3 separate regions of the Mus musculus genome follow, and regions 2 and 3 are each linked to region 1. A link is a loop called in an ENCODE intact Hi-C map of the cell type or tissue named here. Cell type or tissue: left cerebral cortex. All regions are shown on one strand.

Region 1 (8,000 bases):
TCATCCTTGAGACTCAGTCTTTCTGCCAACTCTGGGAACACACTGAGTTTCCAGCTATTGTATCTTCAGAGTTATTCTTCAGCCTGCCCTCCGCAGATCCTTCACAGTTTTCAACTCTGACTTGAAATCACATTTAGTCTCCAAGTATCTCTGTTAATTCAAGGTACATCTTGTTAACACTTGTGGTTTGAATATGCAGTATCTCCCCCAGGCTCATGTGTTTGGACACTGTTTCCAGCTCCTGGTGGTAATTAGGTAGTGGAGCCCTGCTGCAGAAATGTGGTCACTGGGCTGAGCCTGGAGGCTTTGTAGTTAAGTCACATTTCCTGTCCATTCTCCAATGTGATCAGCAGACTCACGCGCCTATCCCCTTGACTTTCCCACCATGACAGACTGCAGTCTTTCTTATGACATGATCTAAAATAAACTGATTTACCCTCAAGTCATTTCTTGTCAGGTATTTAATCACAGCGATGAGAGAAATAACTAACATTGCTATTACATATCAATTTAACCATTTATTGTGGTTCTCTCACTAGACTGTAAGCGCAATTTGTCCATTTACTTTCTTCTTAAGGTCCAGTGCTTGATGTCTAGTAGCTGCTCAGGTTACAGTTGTAGAAGCGATGAATGAACTAAGAAATGATTCATCCAATAATCTTAAAGAGGCAAAATTTCCTTTTAGGCCCCTTAAGTTATGTATCTGTGTTAGTCTGTTTTGTTATGCTTGCTATAATAAACTATCTGGGACTGGGTCCTTTTTATGGAGATTTTTACTTAGCTCACAGTTTTGGAAGGTCAAAGTCTAAGACACTTGGCCAGGCTGGTTGAACCTGGGGAGGGCCTTTTACCTATGAGGCAACATGGTAGATAATATAGAGGAGACACGTGTAAGAGGGCAGGAGCTTGCCGAGAGGCAAGAGGCTTGCTCTTCTTATAACAACCTGCTCTCTAATAATGAATTCACTCATACCAGTCTTTAATCACCCCATTCATGAGTGGAGCCCAGATTGCATAATTGCTGTTTATTAGGCCCTGCCTATATCTTAAAGGTTCTACTACAGTGGTTGATATCCCCATACTAGGGCAGATTTCCATAAGCCTGGCATTAGAGAAGCTATGGCCAAACAAAAGCAGTATTTCACATTAAAACCTCCAGCTTTGGCGATACAGACACATGACCCCTGTGACCCCAGCACTTAGGAGGCAGAGGCTGAAGGATCTCTACAGGTTCAAGGCCAGCCTAGCCTGCATAGTGAATTTCAGGTCAGCCCCTGCTACACGGTGAGCTCTTGACTCAAATATGACCACAAACAAACAAACAAACACTACCATAAAAGAAAGATAAGATAGGTTTTAGAATTTGGGGTTCCAGTCATTGAATAGAAAAACCTGCCATGTTCTTTGGTTTTACTGTCTCGATGCTTTTTATTTGAGTAAGATTTCCAAGTGCCAGGTTCTCAGAACCTTAACTGAAGTATCCGCCCACATACAATAATTACCATTAAGGCTGAAGATGTCTGCTAGCTGCTCAGGTTGAAGTTGTAGAAGAGATAAATGAACTTGTAAATGATTCATTTTATAATCTCAAAGAAGCAAAAGTTCTTACTGTTTTTTTTGCTTTGTAGAAGTAAATGAAGCTTTTAGGGAAGTAAAAGCAGCCCAGTGACTTCTGTGGATGTTTGCTTATATTTAGCTGCAGTGTTTATTCTTTCTAATTTGCCCAATGGTCTCTCTCATTGAAAGAACAAACAAGAAGTATTATTGGGGCAGGGCAACAGCAGAACTATCAAATCACTGATATTTCTAGTGGTTAAAAGGACTTTAAAAATTAGCAGGTTCACTATTTTACTTCATATCTATAAAAAGAAAAACCTAGAAAAAAAGGACCAATTGGACCTGACTTCACATATGGAGTCAGTGCTGAGACACAACTGAACTTTCAAAAAGTCTTCACCAGCAGTCCAATGGCACAGAACCAACTTTAAAGTAAGCCAAAATAAATATGATCTCACCGCCCTCTTAAGTCATACCCTGACATCAGTTTGTTCTGGATTTTCATGTTGCTGTGAAAAACAAATGCTTGGCAAAAGGACTTGAGGGAGGATGGGTTTATTTTGGCTCCCATTAAGGAAGGACACAGGCCATCACCATAGCTAAGGCATGGAGGCGAGAGTGAGGTCACACTGACTGAAGAGACAGGAAAGAAACAGGAAACTGAGAGGAGTGTTGATGCTCAGTGAGCTTTCTCTTTTTTATTCAGCTCTTGACCCCATTGGGGCTGCTCACATCCATGTGCTTCTTCCTTCCTTCTTTCCTGAAATGTTTCTAGAAACATCCCTCAGACATACACCCAGAGGTATTCCCATAGCGATTCTCAATCCTGCCAAGTTGACAAAAATATCATATCATGGATAATATGGGTTATCCCATGTGTATTTTTATTTTTCCTTATAAAACTCTTCATCTGTGCAGCATAATTAGCCTAGGCTTTCAATTACTATGCATAAAAACCTGCAGGAATTAAATTTAAGATTAGCTAGACAAAAACCATTAGAAATACATGAAAAGCCATATTATTACATGCTGAGTCTTTTGGTCCAAGTTTAGTTTCTCTTATTTTTAAGAAATAAATGTGTTGATAAAATGATCAGAAACTGTTAAAGATGCATCTGATTGTTAGTTCAAAGTAAATGAAAACAAAGGCATTTAACCAAATGACATTCTCTTGCTAAATTATAGCAATTACTTTAGGCCCATAGTTCCTACAAAACTCTCCTTAAGACCAATGCAATCAGACCACAAGCATAATATATTTTTGGCTAAGCTCCCCAAAAGATGATATAGTGAACAGCCCAGAGGTGGTAATCAAGCCACTTATTAGCCTTTAAAAACACTCTGTAGAGGAATGTAGTGGTGGGCAGGAAAAATGATCAAAACGTATTGTATATGTATGAAATTTTTCTTTAAAAAAAAAAAAAAAGAGTCCTTAAGGACTTCATACAATGCATTTTTATATTTACTCCCCACTTCCCTGACACATCTCCCGGATTCGCACTCCACTTCCCCACTCGAACTTCAAGTCCTTAAAATCTTCAAGGAATAAAGAAAACAAAACTTCTCTGTACCATTTTCCATCCAAAACAACAGCTCATCTGCACCATCTCCAACGTGCACACTATCCATTCTCTTAATTATGGTTTCCAGTTCTAAAAGGAAGGTCTTAGCTGGGCGTGGTGGCGCACACTTCTGATCCTAGCACTGAGGAAGCAGAGACAAGTAGCTCTCGAGGTCTGCCTGGTCTACCTGGGTAGCTTCAGACCGGCTAAGGCTACATACACTGTGTGACCCTGTCTCAAGAAGGAAGCGCTTTAAGTCAAATTTTGACAGTAACAGAGGTGATAAGGTTTTGTGTTGCTTGGTCTTTGACCCAAGTCTCTCGAGAGCTGATGCAAAGAGCTGCCTTTAATCCGTATTCAGAAAGGATACTGAGGCACACTCCAAGGCGGGAAGAAGTTGCAGGCGACAACCGTGGAGCCTGTCACCCGGCTGGCAACTGCGGCCCACGCAGAGGGTGGAGTCTCGGGCTGCGCGTGCGTGCGCGCACGAGTCCCTCACTCCGCCCACAGAGTCCAGATGCCCATCCAGAACCTCTGACTCCCGAGGGCACCAACAACAGCTGATTTCGCAGCCTCTCCTCCTCCCAGACAGGGTCCCCACCTCCTTCCAGCCCGGAGTGCCCGGCACACCGGAAGTCCTTTTGCCCCGTCTCCGCAGAGCGGAGGCAGTGCGCGCAGAGGCAACCGGAAGCTCCTCTGCCCCTACCGTCAGCGTGAAGCCGCCGGGCGGCGCAGGCGCAGTGCGGCTCAGGCGGAGCTGTGGGAGGGGAGTAGGTCGGGGGCCGGTCCCTGAAGATGGCGGAGGCGGGGGTGAACTGGGGGTCTCCGGGCAGAGCTCAGGTGAGCTTATTTGGCCGGGGACGGCTCGAGGACGGCGGTGGCTTTTGGGAAGAGGAGCTGTTTATGTTTTAACGTCGCAGGCTGGCAACACTCCTAGCTGGTGTTGGGGGATCCAGGACCCGCAGGTGGGGCCTGCTGGGGCGAGGGGTCCCCGGCTTACCTGGAGAGAGGTCAGCGAGATCTAGGGAAAAACCAGCGGGCTCATAGAGGGACAGGCTTTGGGGGATGCCGAGGTCCCTGGACAGTGGAAGACTGTCAGAGTGGAAGAAGGCTGGAGGACAGCGGAAAGGGCGACCCTGGAGGTCTGTTTGGGGACAGAGATGGGCCAGCTGTCTAGTGTACACCTGCCCGGACTCGGTGCCTTGTAGTCTGGGAGGAAGACTCAGGCTTGTATGGGAGATGGATGGAAATTAGGTACATAACCGTAGGAAGTTTAGAATCTACCGAAATAAGAGGACTCCTGAGTTGAAGAGTAGGGATTGTGAATCGGAAGTGAATACCTTTTAGGTATGTATCAGTGGGTGCTGCCAAGCAGTTGTTGCCAGGGCCTAGAAGTCGGTTGGTGATAGTAAGTGGGGCTTTAGCGTCGTTCTTTGGGGATGAGCCGGCTGGTAAAGGAAAACAGTGCTTTGCTGAGGATGGCGTTTAGGGACACGAAAGGAGTTAAAACTTAAGTGAAAAGTTGTTCACGGGTAGTGTGAACTATGTCGTTGGGTGAAATAGATACCCCGAAGTGTTTACTGTTTTGTAGGATTGATGAGGAAATTCTTGGAGAAAGAGCAAATTGAGTTGACTGTTGGGACACTTATGTTGGCTGGTTTCAGTGACCACAGCAATGAAAGACAGTCTCCAGTTCTGGATTAAAACAAAACAAAACAAAACAAAACAAAAAAAAAAAACCAAGGCTTCCATGCGGGGCTTCCTCTCTGCCCCCCCTTCCCCCCTAGCTTTGGGGTTTGGCCCAGACAGTGAACTACTGAATGAAAATGAATAAAGGGGTGTCCCCTGTTAATTAATGACCTGCGGGGGAAAAACAATGACTGATGTTTTCTTCCTCCATCGTTTTTTCTGGATTTGTAACCGCTGATATTACTTGTTTTCATAGTATTCAGCTCGCATCTATTATGAAATGACCAATCTATGAGTCGTTTTGTATTCGGGGAAATTTGATGCTTTAAAAACGGATAATTGTGTTTTAGATAGAGATACTGAAAAGGAAAAGATAAAGGACAGTTCAGTAAAAACACTGTTTTTATTGTGTGTAGAAAATTATCACCAAGCAGTAGATAACATTTTTTAAGGACTAAGCTTTCTGTGCTTTCTGTTTAAAGCAGTGCGCTGTGTGACTGCTGCTTGCTTAATGGTTTCTGTGTTTGGGTTTTAATGTGGGGAGAGAAGAGCAACGGCACTTTTTCTTCCTAGAGCTTCTAACGCACCTTTTGAGAGTCATATCTGTATGCTTTTATTTAAGGAGGGTTAAAGCATGTCATGGAATTGCGGTTTTGTCCTGCTGATGCGTATTCTGTTTTGTGAACGCCGTTCTAATGAGCACAGCATGTGTTAAAAAAAGGGTGGTGGTGGTAGTAATTTAACATTTTTATTTGTTAATGTATCTAACCCAGTCTCAGAAGAGAGATTCATCTGAGAATGCAAACTTACCAATGTGACACTAGTTATTGAAAAATGAATAATCCTGTTTGCTTGCAACTAAATGGTTAAGTTACTTGATTTACCAGGTGTGGTGGTGCGTGATGGATATACTAGTGCTTGGGAAGTAGAGGCAGGAGAATCATATCATAAGTTCACCGTCATTCTTGATTATATATTGAGTTTGAGGTCAACGACCTAGACAAAAAACAAACAAACAAAAAACCCAAAAAACAGAAGAAGCCTAAATTCCAGCTAGGTCTTAAGTTCCTATATTTCACTTCTATACTTTCTCAAATGCTTCTTACCTGAGAGCATGATCTTGATGGTGAACATAAACTTTGATTTGCTTGTGCTCTAGAATTACTTAGGCCTCTCGTCTATCTAAAAGCAATGCTATGAATCCATTATCACTATTAAGTCACATGGGTAGTATTTTTTCAGCTTTGATAATTTGTCACTGATCTAGTAGCTAAACTATGCAAACTGTTTTTCTGTGTTCATTCATGCACTTTATGGAAACTGTAGATCAGGGCTCAAGGTAGAATACTTACTGCATGTCCTCTTGTCAAGTGTTCTCTTAAATTGTAGAAAGCATTGTTTTGGAGTTAGTAGTTCATGAGGACATTAAAAATAGTTTCCTGCAGGGCGGTGATGGTGCACGCCTTTAATCCCAGCACTTGGGAGGCAGAGACAGGCAGATTTCTGACTTCGAGGCCAGCCTGGTCTACAAAGTGAGTTCCAGGACAGTCAGGGATATACAGAGAAACCCTGACTCGAAAAAACCAAAAAAAAAAAAAAAAAAAAAAAAAAAAGTTTCCTATGTGTTACCTAAGATGCTTGTGTGGTGTTTGTGCAGAGAGGTGGAAGGAACTCTGTTTATGGAGACAAAGTGGTTAGCCCAGACATGGCTGCCTGTTAGGTTGACTGGCCATCTTGGAAAGTTAAGCCAGGTTTGGAGGCTCAAGTCTAATCCCCACACTCTGGAGAACAAGGAAGGAGAATCAAGAGATTTGAGGCCAGCCTTGACTACATAAGTGAAATCCTGTTTCAAACAGGAAAAGAAAAGGACATATTAGCCTATCTGATTTCGTACAATGGGAATTAAAAACACTGGCCTATTTATTACCATTGACTCATTAGGAGCCATTGAGGTATTAGCTTAAAAATATATATATACTTTTTATGATCTAAGTTTTTCAATAAGATTAAAAATTTTGGAGAACCTAATTTCATTTTTATATAAGAATAATACTTAAAATATAGGTATATTTGTTTCAAAAAAGTGTTAATAGCTTAAGAATCTTTAAAGTAAATTATGCTGTATTTGTTCCCAGAGCCTTTAACATACCCCACACACCTAGCTAATGCTGAGATTATAAGTGTGCTTTTAAATTTTTATTTAAAAATTTTTAATTTGCTATGACTGGTCATCAGTGGTGGTGGAGGGGGAAGGGGCTGAGGTGGGGGGCTTGCATGAGACAGCACACATGTGGAAACAAGAGGACAACTTTGAGAAGTTAAATCTTTCCATCTTGGGATTTGATTCAGGCTATCAGGCTTGTATCACAAGCTCCTTTACCCTCTGAGCCATCTCCCCAGCCCATAAAACATAGTTTTCTTTGAAAAGAAACTTCACTGTTGTCTAGGAGGTAATGAATACTTCCCTGGAACTTCCTATGTGTTTGACCAACCAGATTATTGTACGTGTTTACACGTTAAGAGGACCCAGAAATTACTTCTCCCAGCCCAGATCTAGTTTTCTGTTTTGTTTTGAGTCAGTGTCTCATATATCCTTGGCTAGCTTTGAACTTACTGTGTAGCTAAAGACAGCCTTGAATTCCAGATCTTCCTATTTCCACCTCCCACGTGCTGGGATTATATCTCTGTTCCACTGTAGTAGTTCTTTCCTGATCTTGTTAATTCATCTGCAGACTGTGTGTGTGACGCTATTAAAGTGACTGAGAGAACTGTTAGGTTGATTGGGCCGGCCTGCATCCGTCCATCCCTCTCTCCCTTTCTCCCTCTCTCCCTCCCTCCTTTCCTCCCTCCCTCCTTTCCTCCCTTCCTCCTCCTCTTCTTCTTCCTCCTCCTCTACATTTTCCTCCTCTCCTCCACATTCTCCTCCTCCTCCTCTTTGTTTTGTTTTCTGACAGGGTCTCAGTAGCCCAGGCTGGTTTGAAATGTACTCTGTAGCCCAATCTGACATAGCGGTTGGGGTGCTTCTCCTCAGCAGATTTGGGTCACCACACTTCATCTGATGATGGCTCATTGTTGACTTTGGATACTGGAGACTTTTGAGTACGTGTATGAACTCTGAAAAAAATGCACACATACACATTTTTGTTTTTCCTTTGCGTGAAGCTCAAATACAGCCCGGAATAGATGGTCTCC
Region 2 (8,000 bases), 240 kb before region 1:
TTGCTTTTTCTAGGGCATGGTTTCTGTCGTTGTATTGGTTTTTTCTGTTTTTATCCTTTGAAGGGCTGGATTCATGGAAAGATAATGTGTGAATTTGGTTCTGTCATGGAATACTTTTTTTTCTCCATCTGAGGTAATTGAAAGTTTGGCTGGGTATAGTAGCCTGGGCCTGCATTTGTGTTCTCTTAGTGTCTGTATAACATCTGTCCAGGCTCTTCTGGCTTTCATAGTCTCTGGTGAAAATTCTGGTGTAATTCTGATAGGCTTGCCTTTATATCTTACTTGACCTTTTTCCCGTACTGCTTTTAATATTCTGTCTTTATTTAGTGCATTTGTTATTCTGATTATTATGTGTCGGGAGGATTTCTTTTCTGGTCCTGTCTATTTGGAGTTCTGTAGGCTTCTTGTAGGTTCATGGGCATCTCTTTCTTTAGGTTTGGGAAGTTTTCTTCTATAATTTTGTTGAAGATATTTGCTGGTCCTTTGAGTTGAAAATCATCTACTCCTATTATCCGTAGGTTTGATCTTCTCTTTGTGTCCTGGATTTCTTGGATGTTTTGAGTTAGGATCTTTTTGCATTTTCCATTTTCTTTGATTGTTGTGCTGATGTTTTCTATGGAATCTTCTGCACCTGAGATTGTCTTTTCCATCTCTTGTATTCTGTTGCTGATGCTTGCATCTATGGTTCCAGATTTCTTTCCTAGGGTTTCTATCTCCAGCATTGCCTAACTTTGGGTTTTCTTTATTGTGTCTACTTCCCTTTTTAGGTCTTGGATGGTTTTATTCAATTCCATCACCTGTTTGGTCATGTTTTCCTGCAATTCTTTAAGAAATTTTTGTGCTTCCTCTTTAAGGTCTTCTACCTGTTTAGCAGTGTTCTCCTGTATTTATTTAAGTGATTTATTAAAGTCCTTCTTGATGTCCTCTACCATCATCATGAGATATGCTTTTAAATCCGGGTCTAGCTTTTCAGGTGTGTTGGGGTGCCCTGGACTGGGCGAGGTGGGAGTGCTGGGTTCTGATGATGGTGAGTGGTCTTGGTTTCTGTTAGTAAGATTCTTACATTTGCCTTTCGCCATCTGGTAATCTCTGGAGTTGGTTGTTATAGTTGTCTCTGGTTACAGATTGTTCCTCTCGTGATTCTGTTAGGCTCTATCAGCAGACCTGGGAAACTAGCTCTCTCCTCTGAGTTTCAGTGGTCAGAGCACTCTCTGCTGGCAAGCTCTCCTCTTACAGGGAAGGTGCACAGATATCTGGTTTTCGGACCTCCCTCCTGGCCGAAGATGAAGGCCCAAAACAGGACCTGTCCCAGAAGATGTGTTGCTTCGGCCTGTCACAGAAGCTGTTAGCCTCTGTAGTCCACACTCTCACCTGCACAGACTAGTCTCAGAGGGATCCGGGAATCAAGATGGCTCCCCCAGGTGCTCCTGCAAAGCCCTCCCAGGCCGGGCGGACACCTATCCTCTGGCAAGGAAGGTGCCCGGATGTCTGGAGCCTGAAAAGGGGGCTGCCTAAGAAGCTCTGTGCCTCCTGCCTGTCCCAGAAGCTGTTAGCTTCTATAGTCCACACTCTCACCTGTGCAGACTAGTCTTGGTGGAATCCAGGAACCAAGATGTCTCCCGCCGATCGGTTCTTTCTTTTTTGTATAAAATACAACACCTACTATGTTACAATTTTTAATGATAGGTCAAAACCTACAATTCAGATACAAACGCAATAACTAATTATGAATGTGCTCAAATGTCTAATAAATACTTGATATAAATTGTGTTCAGAGTGCACAGCCCAGAGATAAACAATTAATTTTTTGTTTTGTTTTTGTTTATCAAGACAGATTTTTTCTGTGTAACCCTGCCTGTCCTAGACCTGCTCTGTAGACCATGCTGTCCTTGAATTCACAGAGATCTGTGTCCTGAGTGCTGGGATTAAAGGCCATGTGCCACCATGACCATGCAACAATTAATTTTAAAGTAACCAGATATCCCTGTAAAGGATGAGCTCAGCAATAAACATCAAACTTTCAAAGACACAAAAATATGTTCCATCTGGATTTGTCGCTGAATCCTGAATATTTCTGTTCCTAGTTTTTCATGGAGAGTGACTGGAATATCATTTGTGAGAGGCGGAGGAGACAGCTCATTTGTAAAGTACCTGCTGTGCAAGCATAAGGACCTGAGTCTGAATCCGTCAACCAAGTAAACGGCAGACTAGCAGTAGACATCTGTAGTCGTGAAACTCGTGGACAGAGACAGAAAGATTCCTGGAAAGTGTAGGCAGAGAGTCCGGGGGAACCAGTGAATTCTCCACTCAGTGACAGACTCTTGTTTCAAAACAATAAAACAGACTTGCTATTGAAGAAGACACAGGTCATTGATTTGTGCCCTCCATAGGCACCTGCACACATATACACATGCCCAAGTGCACACAAACACACACACAAAGAAAATATTTCAAATTTAGTCTGTTCTAGCCCTATAGCTTTTGTGACCCTACAGGCAACAGCCATTTGATTGCCTAAAGACAACCAGGCTGTGAAATAGCAGCATGGCATGCTAATTTATAGAATATTTACAGTAATGCAGCACTTTGAAGACTCCTATATACTATAGAGTGGTGAATTTTGTAGAAAATGGTATTGAAAAGATCATAGACGATCACTTCGTGTGTTCTGGGGATATGATTCCTGCCATTATGCCTAAAGACCAGGATTTAATCTTCAGTTCAACAATAACAACAACAACAAAGGTAAAGAAAGAGCCTTATTTCAGAGATTAGAGCAAGTGTGATCATTACTTCTAACGATTCTAAGGTGTTGGTACAACAGACTGATTTATCCCATGAATCAAAGCCCTTCTTCTCTGATTAAAATATAAGAATCTACATTTTACTTTACGACACTATTCTTGGTTCAAGGATCCCAGGAGAAATTTCAAAGAATAGCATGGGTAAAGCATAGTTGTGTAATTTAAATGTTCTCCACTCCACCCCTGTGTGTGTGTGTGTGTGTGTGTGTGTGTGCGCGCGCGCATGTTTGTGCATGTGTGTTTTCATCAAAGGATATCCTTGGATGTCAGAGTTCTTTGAAGTAACAGAATTTAATAGGATGACTCTACATAGATAGATAGATAGATAGATAGATAGATAGATAGATAGATAGACAGACAGACAGGATAGAATTTATTGGAATGACTTACAGACTGCAGACCAGCTAATCCAGCAGTGGCTAGCTGTGAACAGAAAGTCCAAGAATCCAGTAGTTGCTCAGGCCACAAGGTGGTCTCAGTTGGTCTTCAGTATATGCTGAAATCCCAAAGAAGTAGGTTCTAATGCCAGTGAAGAAAAGATGGGCTAGCAAGACCAAGGCAAGCAGGCAAAGACCATGTTCATGTCCTTATACCTTCCAGTGGAAGATGTGGCCCAGATTAAATGTGTACCTTCCAGCCTTAAGATCCAGATCAAATGTGTTTGTCTTCTTCCCTCAAAGGTCTGAACTAGAAGTGTATTCACCCACTTTAGACCAAGAAAAATAATCTTTCACGGGTGTGCCCTCCTTTTCTGGATTGTAGTTCATTCCAGAGGTAGTCAATTTGACAACAAGAATAGCCATCACAGATGTCAGTCACTATCCATCTTGAGACATGGTTTCTCCTAGACCTGGTCTTACAGGGATGCTGGCCTCTGAGCACCAGTACAACTGGCTTTCTTCCTATGAGAGGTAGATGGAACTCAGGGCTTGTATTTGCAAGGCAATCACTTTATAGACTAAGGCATCTCCTCAGCCCCAATTATAATACTTCTATAGACTTAGGAGTAATGTGTAGCTCCATTGAATGGTGACTGACATGAAAGAGGCCCTGGGTTCAATACCCAGAACTGCAATACTGAATTAAAGACTCTATCTGCATGCCCATCCCGGGACTGACTGACTGCTGACTCTCTCTCTCTCTCTCTCTCTCTCTCTCTCTCTCTCTCTCTCTCTCTCTCTGTCACACACACACACACACACACACACACACACACACACACACACACACACACACACACAATCTATGCACAATGGAGGCTGAAGGAAGACATCACCCAAATGTCCATCCTGAAACCAGGATCTTTCTCAGGCAGCGCACGAACTTCCCTGTCGGTATGTTTTCTGTAACTGTGTTTCTGTCTTCGTGGAAGTTGTGTAAAAATTCAGTGTTTTACCTATGTCATTCACCATACATCTACCGCAAACTAGCACAAAAGTGAAAGAAAGAAAGAAAAAGAAAGAAAGAAAGAGACGAGAAGAGAAGAGAAGAGAAGAGAAGAGAAGAGAAGAGAAGAGAAAAAAAGAAAAGAAAAGAAAAGAGAAAAAAAGAAAAGAAAAGAAAAGAAAAGAAAAGAAAAGAAAAGAAAAGAAAAGAAAAGAAAAGAAAAGAAAAGAAGAGTGCAACGCCCTGAAAAATTGAGGGAAAACTATACGGTGAGAAAAGACGTTTGTGTGATACAGGGTCCAAATTGAAGTGGGTTTGTTGTTGGGTTTTTGTTTTTGTTTCTTTAGTCTTTTTGTTTTGTTTGGAAGGCACTGGGGTGGAGGGGTGGAGTGCTGCCCTGTGGACCAGGCTGGTCTCAGCTCAGAGATCCACTTGCTCTTGCCTCCCTCACGCTGAGACTAAAGGTGAACACCACCATCCCCGTCTCCCAAGAAGGTTTTAAGACTTAAACCTCTTCTGACAGGATACTGGCACCTCTCTAGCAGTGAAGGGAAAGAGACTCTTCTGAGCCACAAGGAATTCCGTCTTCCAATCGGCTTTTTTATTGTGCAGTCTTGGTTTGTAAAACTCTGGGGCCATTAGCAAGGCGAACGGGTTCACAACGAGTCGTCCTCCAGTCGCCAGGGGGCGCTGCAGGAAATTCGGTCTCCAAAGGGAACCCAGCTCTCACCAGGAACTGTTTCCGCCCGAAGCATTTCCGCCCCGCGGGTCCGCAGGCTCCAGCGGTACACTTCCGACTTGCAATTGCGCACGTGCATCTGTCTCGGTGCAGACGGCTGGGCGGCCTGGCAAGATGTCGCAGTTACAGATGAAACTCCTGCGCAGGAAGATCGAGAAGCGGAATGCCAAGCTGCGGCAGCGAAACCTGAAGCTGCAAGGTGAGCTGTGCTGAACCCCGCACTGGCGAACGACGTGGGGAACCCAGGAACTCGGCGGTGCGCTGGGCAGCTTCCGGCGGGAGCCGGGGATGCGCGGCACGAGCAGGCCGCCTGGGTCCCAGCCCCCGTGGACCCTTCATTGGTTCTGCCCTTTGCCGGCGTGGCTTTCTCGACTCAGGGTGAAAGCGGGAGGCCTCGGACTTTCTTCCCCAACTTTCTATTGGCAAGAAAACCTGCAGATTACCCTAGACCCCCCCATCAGCATCTTTAGTCCCCACGTAGAACTTTGTATCCATTACGGTTCCCGACTTTCACTTAATTGCTCGATCTCATCCCCTGCCCAAACTTACGAATTGTTTTCCTCGGAGCTTTCCCAGTGATACAGCTCTCTCCCCCAAACCCGTTCTTTTCATTCCTGCAGCGATCCTCTTCATATGTTAGGCAGAACCCTCCCAGTGTTTTTTGTCGCGCACAACTTAGTGAATTCCTTAACGTCTTGGTTTTGGCACAAGGGCTTAAATGAAAAATTTACACATGTCACTTTCTTGTTGCAGTTTCTGTAGCTTGTTTAGGTTACCTACCTGTAGGGGTTCTTAGCCTTTGTAATGCTGTACCCCTTTAATACAGTTCCTCATATTGTGTTGACACACACACACCATAAAATAACCTCGTTGCTACTTCATGGCTGTAATTTTGCTATTATGAATCGTAATGTAAATATCTGGTATGAGACAACTGTAGTGGGGGTTGGGGGGTCGAGAGATCAGTATGTTGAGGATCGCTGAATAATTGTCTAGACCCACGCAATTTTCAACAGATAGTATTTGAAAGACATCCCAGAGGGGATGGTGGATTTTAGGCAAAAGTATTGATGTTCCTTCACTTAGTACCTGTAGAATAATTAATGCTACTTAGTAGCTACTTCTTGGTGTGGGTAATGATGTAAATTAAAGATGGTGTTGCCTTCATTCTCTTTGTATGAAAATGGAAAACTTGTGAGGATAGTTTGGGGCTTTAATAGGGTTTTAATGAGTGGTTTTCGTTTACTGAATTTTCAGTTCACCAAAGTCTAGGAAAGTTGGGTTTGAATGAAGTGAAATTATATAAGTAATAATTGTGGGAATGCGAAGTAAATATCATTCAGTTATATTTATCAGACACTTGGCCGTGGCTGTTCCAGTACTAGCTCTGTATACCAGGCTGGCCTCAAACTCATAGAGATCCACCAGCTTCTGCCTTTCATGTACTAGGACTAAAGGTGTGTGCCAACACCAGCAGGCCAAATGCTTAATGTTAAAATATATATTTCTCCTCATTGCTGTTTACTAATCATTTGATTTAATTATGTGATCTTGCTGACATTTTTCTGTCACAAATTTCTATATAGCCGTAAACAGATAGGGTCTTTTGAAGTTAAAACAACTTTCCTTTACTGACATTTTTTTTTTCCATAAAGAAAATGTGCCTTTTCTATAATAGAGTACCAATATTTGGTTTTAACAGTGAACATACAAGAAAAACTAAATGATTGGGGTTCCAGAAAACCCATAATTTCTCCTGTGAAGGTCAGTGTTTATAAGTAAGCTTTCTCTTGTCACAGTGTAAGTTCTGTTTTTAAACAGAAACATCAGACACAAGCCTGTCCCAACCTCAAAATGGAGATGTGCCTAAAGAAACAGGAAAAGGTGGAAAAGTGAAAAAGGCCCTGAAACGTTCTGTGCCTGTGGACTCAGCAGAAGCACAAAGTGGAGGCATGCCTGAGGAGACCTTGGAAAATGGCAAAGTTAAAAAGTCACCCCAGAAACTCACAACTTTAGCCAACGGAGAAGCAGCACCAACACCACCTCCTGATTCAGAAGTAAAAAAGAAAAAGAAGAAAAAGAGGAAAATGGCAAATGATGCCGGGCCTGGTAGGTTTTTGGTGTTTTGTTTTGTTTTAATATTGGTCATTCAGATAGCTTTTCAGCTCTTGGTCACTTTTCTCTATTGTTGTATGTGTGAAGCATCCCCTATGCTCACCACCATGAGTCTACCCTGGGAGCTAAAAGACACCTTTTATTGGTAGACAAGGGAAGTGGGTTTTAGGTTTTCCCTAGATTTGTATGTGTTTTAAGTTAGCTGCCCTTGGGAAAAGTTCAAATTTGATAAGAATTTCTTTAGATTTATAATACTCCACTATGGGTTTTAGGGAGCAGTTCATTGGGCTTTGTAAATAAACTGGATCTATCATCACATAGTCTTTTGGGTTTGTATATTTCCGTGATTTCGAACACAACATGGATCTATGATGGTGATGGGATGATGGTGATGGGAAGTATCTCCCAGGCTTTTCTGTGTGAAGGTACTTCACATTAATCATTCTTTGATCTCTTGATTTACTTGTCTTTTGCCCATATATTTTTGTAAGCCCTCTTCCCCATAAGTACTTACTTGCAGAGTCTGTAAGATAACTTGTAGGAAAGTTGTGAATAAATAAGACATTGATTTTTCAAGTGAGCAGATAGTACAGGGCACTGTGTGCCTTAGTCGAACATGTGCCTCTTTCCTCCTGAAGTGTGAAACTCACAATTGCTGCCCTGATACTGCTTAGTGGGATTTCAAATACCCTTCTTTAGAGGCAGGCGGTGTTAGTGTACGCTGTCAATCCCAGCACCCAGGAGACAGGGGCAGGCAAATCTTCGTTCAAGGCCAGTCTAGTAAGTTGAGCTCCAGGACAGTCAGGAAGGGCTACACAGATAATTGTTGTTGTGGGGGTGGGGTGATCCTTTTTTGTTTTTTGGGTTTTTTTGATTGTTTGTTTGTTTTTCGAGACAGGGTTTCTCTGTGTAGCCCTGGCTGTCCTGGAACTCATTCTGTAGACCAGGCTGGCCTC
Region 3 (8,000 bases), 730 kb after region 1:
ATTCAATTAGCGCTCAGGGCTTCGGTCTTCATTTGGAGGGCATGACAATATGGGGTGGGTGGGTGCTGGAGGGGGATTTCTTGGGTACTGGTTAAGGGTCTTCAGGAATTTTGTTAGAAGCCAAGAGTGGCACTGGAAGAGGCAGACAAGGGGTGGGAGGAAGCCAATGAATTGGGGGCAGTCTCAGAAGCCAAATCTCTGAAAATAAATTTCTCAGTTAACCCAAGAAATGAGGAGAGGAAGTTTTGTTTGCAAGCCTCGGGAAAGTCCTGGGTGGGTGTGGAGAAGGCTTTGAGGTGATAGTTTTTCTTTTACCTTCTCTGTGTGTGAGCAAACGCACCCCCACCCCCAATCTGTTTTCCTAGAAAGCTCAAGAAAAAGCCTGTCAGTGGGGCTGTCACCTTAGACTATGCCAGTATTATCTGGGTGTATCCCCACCACCACAACCACCTCTAGTAGTTGCAGCAGGAGTGGAGACATTTTATTCTGGACTCTCTCTCTCTCTCTCTCTCTCTCTCTCTCTCTCTCATACACATGCCATTTCCTTGACTGTGGGAAATGGAGGTGTGGGGTGGGGTACTGATTCCCTAACATTCATTCCAAAGGGTCTCCTGGGGCCCCCGAGTTCCAGGAGCTAGACCAACTGCCCACCCGCTTGCTTGGTCCCTGGGAACGCTGAAGCCAGCCAGCCCATCGCTGCTAGCGGGTTTCCTCCCGACTTTCAGGCTGTACTTCCGAGAGCAAGGAGCCAGAGGAAGGAGTGGAGATGCAGGGCCCTTAGGCTCCCATTACGGAAAACAGAGTCTTCATCCCTGCCCCCTCCCAAGCCCTCCCAAATGGTTCTTGAGCTGAACCATTCAGCGAGACTGGTGCCAGCCCGGAGGATTTTAAAGCCAGTACTACCTAAAATCAAGGAGACTCCGCACACTTCTCTAATATATATGTCTCTTTAATCAGGCTTCCCGTTTGTCTTCTTACACAGAACCCTTCCCAAACCCTAGCACCCAAACTCCAATTTGGACTCAACTCCTCTCTGTGGCGCGGAGGCGGGGTATTTAGAATTAATTTAGTTAGACATTTCATCTGACACTTTATTTTGGCCTCCTCCCTCTTTAGTTTTCTCCCCTCCTTAGAAGGTTTGGGGACCCACTGACCTACTCCAGTCCCCACCTGTCCGAGTGACTGCTCCGCCTGGATCCGGCTCGGTTCGGTGCTTAGAGTGTTTGCAAGCAGGAGGAGGATGCGGGGTGGGAGTGAGCGAGGAGGGGCCAGAGCAGCTTCCGGGTTTGCCGTAGTCCCCCGTATCGGTTCCTGCTCCCGCAGAGGTCTAGACCCGTCTCGAAAGTCCGAGACAAAAATTAAATAAATAAATAAAAATCAACGAGAAAAAGAGGGGAAAGGGGGGGGGGGGGAGTGAGGAAGACTGCAAAGCCCGTGTTCTTTTTCCTTGTCGAGGTGGGGGGTCTGTCTTCCTCTTCCTTCCTTCAGCACACATAGGGACGTGGGCTGTCTCCCGTCTCTGGCTCTTCTCCCACTGACCGGTAAGGAGGAAGAAATCCGAGAACCCGCTCCCAACGCCACCAGGCTCCAGGCCAGCGCCTTCCCGTTTCCCTCCCCACAGGCCGGCGGTGAAATCGCAGCCTCCTTAAACCCTCCGGAGCTGCAGCGTGGGGAAACTCTTTCCGGGCAAGGTGCTGGATAAACCGCAATGTCTGTCCATTAGAGATCGGTGCGGCAGGGGTTACTGGCTGGGAAACCCGAAAAGTTTTGTTTGGGAGGTGAGCACGTCAGGAAAGAAAAGCTTCAAGAACTTGAGGGGTATGGTCAGAAAGAGGTCTCCTCGGGTTCCTCCCCACGCCCCAATTCCTTCACTTGGGTCAGAGTCACTGCACTGTGGAGACCTTTCTGGACCACCTTTCTGCTTGGCCTGCTCCAGCAGAACTGGGGGGTGTTGGGGTGTGTTTGTGTGTGATTCTCATCATAAAGGACTTAGTTTGAATGCACATGTATGAAAGTGTATACCTCGAGGAGTTGTGCTTGGTTTATGCTTGTGGGCAGTGACAATGGGTCCATGTCTTTATAGGCTAGAAGCAGGATTTGCGCGTGTCTGTGCGAATGGAATGAACGATCTCCACTTGTACGCTTCTACGCGTTCGCGTGCAGTTTGAGGAGGGTGTCGCGTTTGCGTGCACTTTGAGGAGGGTGTCGAGGTTATCTGTAAGTGAGAGCCCTAGAAGCCCATGGAAGAACAGGCAAGGACCTTGGACCCCTTACCCAGAGTAGCTGCTGGAGGCCTAGACTTTTCTTTCCTCCCCAGCTCCCCTATGACTGTCTTTGAAAATTGCAAAGAGGCTGCTTAAATCCAGATTAAAACAGTCACTGACTTTTTGGGTTTTAACGGAAACTCAACTCAGCAACGATGGACTTGAATTGTGTGTGTGGAGGGCTAGGCAGTGTATTCCAAGGTCAAGAGCAGAAGAGACCTGGGAGATTTGGGTAGGCTCAAAGACACTCAGAGACGGGAGAACATAAGTCACCTCCCCCAAGGAGGCCACTGGCCCCAGGGCTCTCCAAGCACTGGTTAGCTGCCAGGAGGAGCCTTGGACTGTCTTTGGGTCTAGGTCCCAGGAGAGGACAAGGAACTGTGGTCTCCAGTAAGGACCCTATGCTCCATTCATTCCTCAAAGTTTATCACTTTCTCCCATGTGTGCCTAGTGGAAGCTAGGCCAGTCTTGGTGATGATGCGGGCAAGGGGAGGAGGCATTCTTTAATCCTCTGAAGACTGTCCCTTCTTTTACAGCGGTACTAGAACTTTCCAGACTTGAATGGTAGTTAGTGAGCCAGGAGTTGGGGGATGTCAAAAAGGAGAAAGATGGGGGTAGAGGAGTAAAAGGCAGGCCCCACGAAGTTCCCAGACCACCCCTCCCTGGGCCACCTAAGACATCCGTCCCAAACCTCAAAATTATTATTCAAAGAAGTCAAGAGTGTGATCTCTCAGCGAGCAAAGCAGCCAAGCCAAATATTATAGGCAAAGTCGATAATCAATGGACAGATTAAGCAACCTACCTCTAGGACAATGATCTCCACAATTGAAAAGGCACGCACTTTCCCTCTCCTCCCCTCCTCCACACAAAAGGGGACCCAAGGAGGCTGGGGCTGGCAGATGAGGGAGATAGCTACTGGTCTGGGAAGGGGAGTTTGTTAGCTGAGGGACGCTCACACCTCCCATGGGTGAGCCTAGCCTTCCTGGAAAGATATTCGTTGGCCTCTGTTAAGGTGGACCGTGAAAACTCTCCACACTGTACAGCTAGAACCCAGCTTCTAAGGTCTAGGCTTTCCAACCTTTCTGTAATCAGTGGGAGAATTCCCTCCCCTTCTCTGCTTTTGGGAGGGCATCCCTTAGGCGAAGGGGAGGGGAGGAGGATTCCCTGCCATGTGTGGTTTTTTTTTTCCTGTGAGAAATGTGCCACCTGTCGACACATCTGGAGAACTGCACGGGCGCGGCTGTGAGCCAGGGTTTGAGTTTGAGTCAGGTGGCTTTTGATATCTGAGAAGAGAAAGACTAAATTCCCTGGAAAAAAAATGATTTCTGTCGGATCTTCCCATCTAATAGAGGCAAAATTGGAGGGAAAGAGTCCCCTAAAAATTCTTAAATGACAATAGATTGCACTTGGTTTGAGCTGTGCTGTGTGACCTGGGAGGTGACACCAGTTGTCTCTGAGTCTCCCTTTCCTTTTTTTCCAAACGCAGAGGAGTGGAGTGGATAGATCTGCTTCCAATCCTGACTTTGAATCAAACACTCACCTCAAACATTATTATATAGCCAGCATGTGTCTAGTTTTTTTTTTCCTGTTTTTCTGCTCTAATCTCTTGTATATATTTAATGTAGAACCATTCCAATTGTGTCAGAGCTTTCGCAGTTACCCCAAGCTTCCATCTGAGTGGAGTCTGCAGTAGCCAGAAGAGAGTGTCAGATGCCCTGGCTGAAGCCACAAGTGATAGCTGAACTTGGGTGCTGGGAACCAAACTCAGCTCTCTAACCACCAAACCATCTTCCAGCCCCTAGATTAATTAGTTTTAATGCAACAGGACTTTGCTGACTGTGCACGATGTCCACTGAGGACTTTTGTTATGGACACCCAATGGCTATGGGGTGGGGGTGGGGGTTAAATGAGAAGACACCGCCCAGGTGGCAGTCAGAAGGGCAAGGCTGGCAGAGACCAAGGCAAGACAGAGAGCAAAGACCTACTCCGCCCCCACCCTCTGAGGTCATGAGATCCCTGTTAGACAGACAGGGAGCAGAAGAAAAGAGAGTGCAGAGAGCCAGGGAGGATGCATCAAGCCTCAAGCTGCTTTCTCTCCCCTTTCCGATTTATCAAAATTTAGAAATAGGATGTGGGAAGGAGGCTCAAGTATGACCGCAGCGCTGAGCTTGTGGAAGTTTGAGAGTGGCACCAGCTCGCGCCAGCAGGGACCCAGGGACTCCAGCACTGTGTGGCTGGGGCTGAAGTCGGGGATGCCCCTTCCAGGAGCTCTGGGCAGCAACTAACCGGACAGAATCTCCCTGGGCAGACCTAGTAGCTTTGGTTTAAAGGTCAGATCTAGATTTGAAGCACAGGGTGACTGGGGTGGCTAGCCTGCTCACAAAACCTTCACAGGGAGGCTCCTTTAAAACCTCACAAACCTGGGACTTTCCCTGTCACTGTCAGTGTAGAGGAACCCTGTCAGGTTCTCCCCAACCCTGAGAGTTCCATTCTGAGGCCACCTGCTCTCCATCCTCCCCCCACCCCCTGCTCTGCTCCCATAGGGGTTAGATTGTGGGCATCACATAGCTTGAGGATGGTGACTTCCGGTCTCATTTAGATACAGTGTGGGTCCCAGAAGTCTGGTCACTTGTCCTCCACAGTGGCCACCTGGTCACCAGCTGAGACCTGAGGGAACAGAGAACTCTTTGGCTGAGTTTTTGTGGTATCTCTATGTTTGGTGGTCCTTGTCCTCTACACCCGGCTTGTGACACTACAAACCACCCGGATGGCAGCCTTAGCACTTTAGGATCAGCAGTGACTAAGAGGAGCCTTGAAGGGACCCAAGAGCAGCTGGTATTTACTCCCTGCAGTCCTCAGAACCCAGACGAAGCAGATGGAAGAAGGATGTTCGAGCTTGGGCACAGAGAACCATCAAGAACCCAGAGACTGCCACTCATGCCCCACCTTCCTCTGTGAGCGACAGGAGGGTTTTCTTTACCCATGCTCAGAGGAGAGATGAAAAGATAGAAAGAACGTGGAGACAGAGAGGCCTAGAGATGAGAGACAGGAGAGGCATACGGGTGGGGCGGTTTGACTATCACTCCTTTTGGAAGACTAACCAGTAAGGCCGGGCTTGCTCTGGGCCTGACATACCTCAGAACAGTACAAGACCCACTGTCTACAGTGGCAGAAATTGACTGAGAGACATAACCAGGCCTAAGGGCATGCAGATGGGGACATGTGGCTCTGCAGACCCATGCCAGTGATAGGACTTACGATCCTGGTTCCAAGGTCATTGACTCATCTCTCCAAGTCATTAGTCCTTCCTCTTTTCACAGGTCCAGCTGCCATTGTAGGCTCCAGGAACAGGACTGAACAATGGGCCAGGGACCTCCCCAATCCATCACAGGCACAAACACGGATCCTACTCCCTTCCCCATTCACACTGCTGTCTGCTTCTTTTCTTGCGAATGGCCTCCAAGATCAGAGGTCCTGAGGGCTGCGAGTGGGTTGACCAGAAATACTCCCTCTGAGTAGACCCCCCAGCTCACAGTGGGGTTCCCTACTGCAGGACTACAGCCAGGACCCAGATTTTTCCCAATGGGTTTCTGAACAACAAAGGAATCTAGACTTTCTAGACCCTTCTGGACAATCTTGTTCCTGCAGCTGTCCATTTGTCTGTCAGCATCTTGCATGGAATACCTGATGCCTGGAGACCTCCCGGTGGTGAGTGGGCATGAGATAGGGATGAAAAGACACTCAGGCTGCAAGCAAGGATGACACCAAGGCACAGCTTTACCAGAAGACCCAGGTTACACAATTCAGGGCACCCCATCTGTTCCCAGGACCTGGATCAACCCAGAATCAGTGTGGGTGGAGCTTCTTTCTCTATTCTGCTACCCGAGAGGGTTCAGGGCTTTCTGGGCAGAGAAAAGGCTGGAGGCTACTAGCTATGGTGGAGAGCTGGACAGAAGAGGGCTGCTGCCGTCCTTGGGTGGTGGGCCCCACAGAGTAGCGTCTCGGCTGTCTTTCCATAAAGTTTCTCCTTCAGAGAATTGGAGAAAAGCTTTAGAACTGAGGGTGCGGGTGTGTGTGTGTGTGTGTGTGTGTGTGTGTGTGTGTGTGTGTGTGAGAGAGAGAGAGAGAGAGAGAGAGAGAGAGAGAGAGAGAGAGAGAGAGAGAGAAAGAGCTTTAGAGCTGAAGGGGTGGGGGTGGGGAGGAAGGGGGAAAGCTTTAGATCTGAGGGTGCGGGGTGGGGGGAGAGGAAGCTTTAGAGCTGAGGGGGTGGGGGTAGGGTAGGGGAGGAGACCGATTCAGGACTTTTGAACATCCTGCTTGGATTCAAGGCAGAGAAATCTGTCTCAGGTCTCATGAGCCCAGCGCTGACCTGCCCTGCTCCATCATTTAACAGGCCCATTAGGCTTGTGAGACGCTAAAAGCTTCCTCCGGGAGACTCCTTGGTTTGGGAATCACAGCCTCAGAATTTTATAGGGACCTTTAATAGAAAGGTTTGGAAAGAGACCGAGGGTGTCTGCGGTATGAACTTGAACTTTTTCTGAAGGGTATTTGGACCTTGTGCCAAAAATCTACCTGGGAAGAGACTCTGCCCCCCTCCTCCCCTCTCCGCCTTGACCTCAGGCGGCTGGGGGCTGGGGTGAGAGATATGCAGATGGGGGGTGGCTCTTCTTGGCTGGGTCACCAGAGAGGCCAGAAGCTAGAGATTGTACAGGGTGTGCCCCCACTCCATCGGGGTTTACTCTTTATCTCTTCAGTCTGTCAGTCTCCCAAGCTATCAAGTGTGGGTGCGACAGGAATGTCGCAAGGAAAAACTAATTAAATGGGAGCACAATGCTTTGGAAATATTAAGTGTCATGTAAATGCCTAATTCAAACAATAATCTTGATGGTGGTAATTATGTTCTAAGAAGCACATTCACAGAGAGCCTCGTGCTGAGCTCAAATATGTCTTAGGAGGAGCCTGGGGAGCCTGGCTTCTTCTGAGGCTGAGCTCAGCATAGGTGGAGGCTCCACCCCTAAACTGCCTGGAAGGTAACACTGTGGACCCTGGCTTTCTTCACTAAATAACTGCAGCCTCTGACCCTGGAGCCAGTTGCCTATAAGCCTGAACTAATATAGGCTGGAGAGACATAATGGATTGAATAACAGAATGGTTAACAATATATTATTGATAACAATAATAACAGATCACTTAGGCACTTAGGGGAAACATCAACTAGAGAGTAAGGAGGGACCAGGTGAGCCCTGACTGATTCCCCAGCCCCTGTGGTTTGGGGTTCAGATACTACTTGCCTCCAATTTTGTGTATCCTTGACCTGTTGTTTGGGATCCTGGGTCCTTGTGCAAATTTGGGTTTTCAGATAATCCCACTTTTCGATCTTCCCTCTAAGAAGGTCAAGTCAAGTTGCTGGCAAGCCAAAAGGGCATGGGCTTTAGGCTTTCTTCAGCCTTGAGCCCTGCCCTTCCCTTCCCTCCTTCCCTTCCCTTCCCTTCCCTTCCCTTCCCTTCCCTTCCCTTCCCTTCCCTTCCCTTCCCTTCCCTTCCCTTCCCTTCCCTCCCCTCCCCTCCCCTCCCCTCCCCTCCCCTCCCCTCCCCTCCCCTCCCCTTCCCTCCCTTTCCCTCCCCTCCCCTCCCTTTCCCTCCCCTCCCTTTCCCTCCCCTCCCCTTCCCTCCCCTCCCCTTCCTGCCTCTACCTCACCAGGATGCAATGACTTGATTGAAGGGCTCTGGGGAGACA

The links. A loop is a pair of places that touch in the nucleus more often than their neighbours do. Peaks named below come from ENCODE experiments on the same cell type or tissue, not always from the same donor. Only the 100,000 strongest peaks of a DNase experiment are listed, where the experiment ranks them.
Region 2: it touches region 1 in a loop (6-fold over the local background); 14 of 42 quality-filtered maps call a loop at or near these places.
Region 3: it touches region 1 in a loop (3.0-fold over the local background); 4 of 42 quality-filtered maps call a loop at or near these places.

Annotation. Positions count from the first base shown.
Region 1 is chr1:121,323,650-121,331,649 of GRCm38, reverse strand. Insig2 (insulin induced gene 2) reads left to right here and starts at 3,626. Exons shown (of 6, transcript NM_133748.2): 1 at 3,626-3,959. In left cerebral cortex, a CTCF peak has its summit at 3,800; DNase peaks (open chromatin) are centred at 3,726 and 4,377; H3K4me3 peaks cover 2,388 bases; H3K27ac peaks cover 1,688 bases.
Region 2 is chr1:121,564,919-121,572,918 of GRCm38, reverse strand. Ddx18 (DEAD box helicase 18) reads left to right here and starts at 4,939. Exons shown (of 13, transcript NM_025860.3): 1 at 4,939-5,128; 2 at 6,751-7,038. The coding sequence starts at 5,044. In left cerebral cortex, a CTCF peak has its summit at 4,874 (motif pointing right); DNase peaks (open chromatin) are centred at 2,189 and 4,939; H3K4me3 peaks cover 1,626 bases; H3K27ac peaks cover 609 bases.
Region 3 is chr1:120,590,197-120,598,196 of GRCm38, reverse strand. No RefSeq gene overlaps it. Among named protein-coding and RNA genes, the nearest start is that of En1, 8.3 kb to the left of the region's middle. In left cerebral cortex, CTCF peaks have their summits at 1,621 and 3,484; a DNase peak (open chromatin) is centred at 3,450.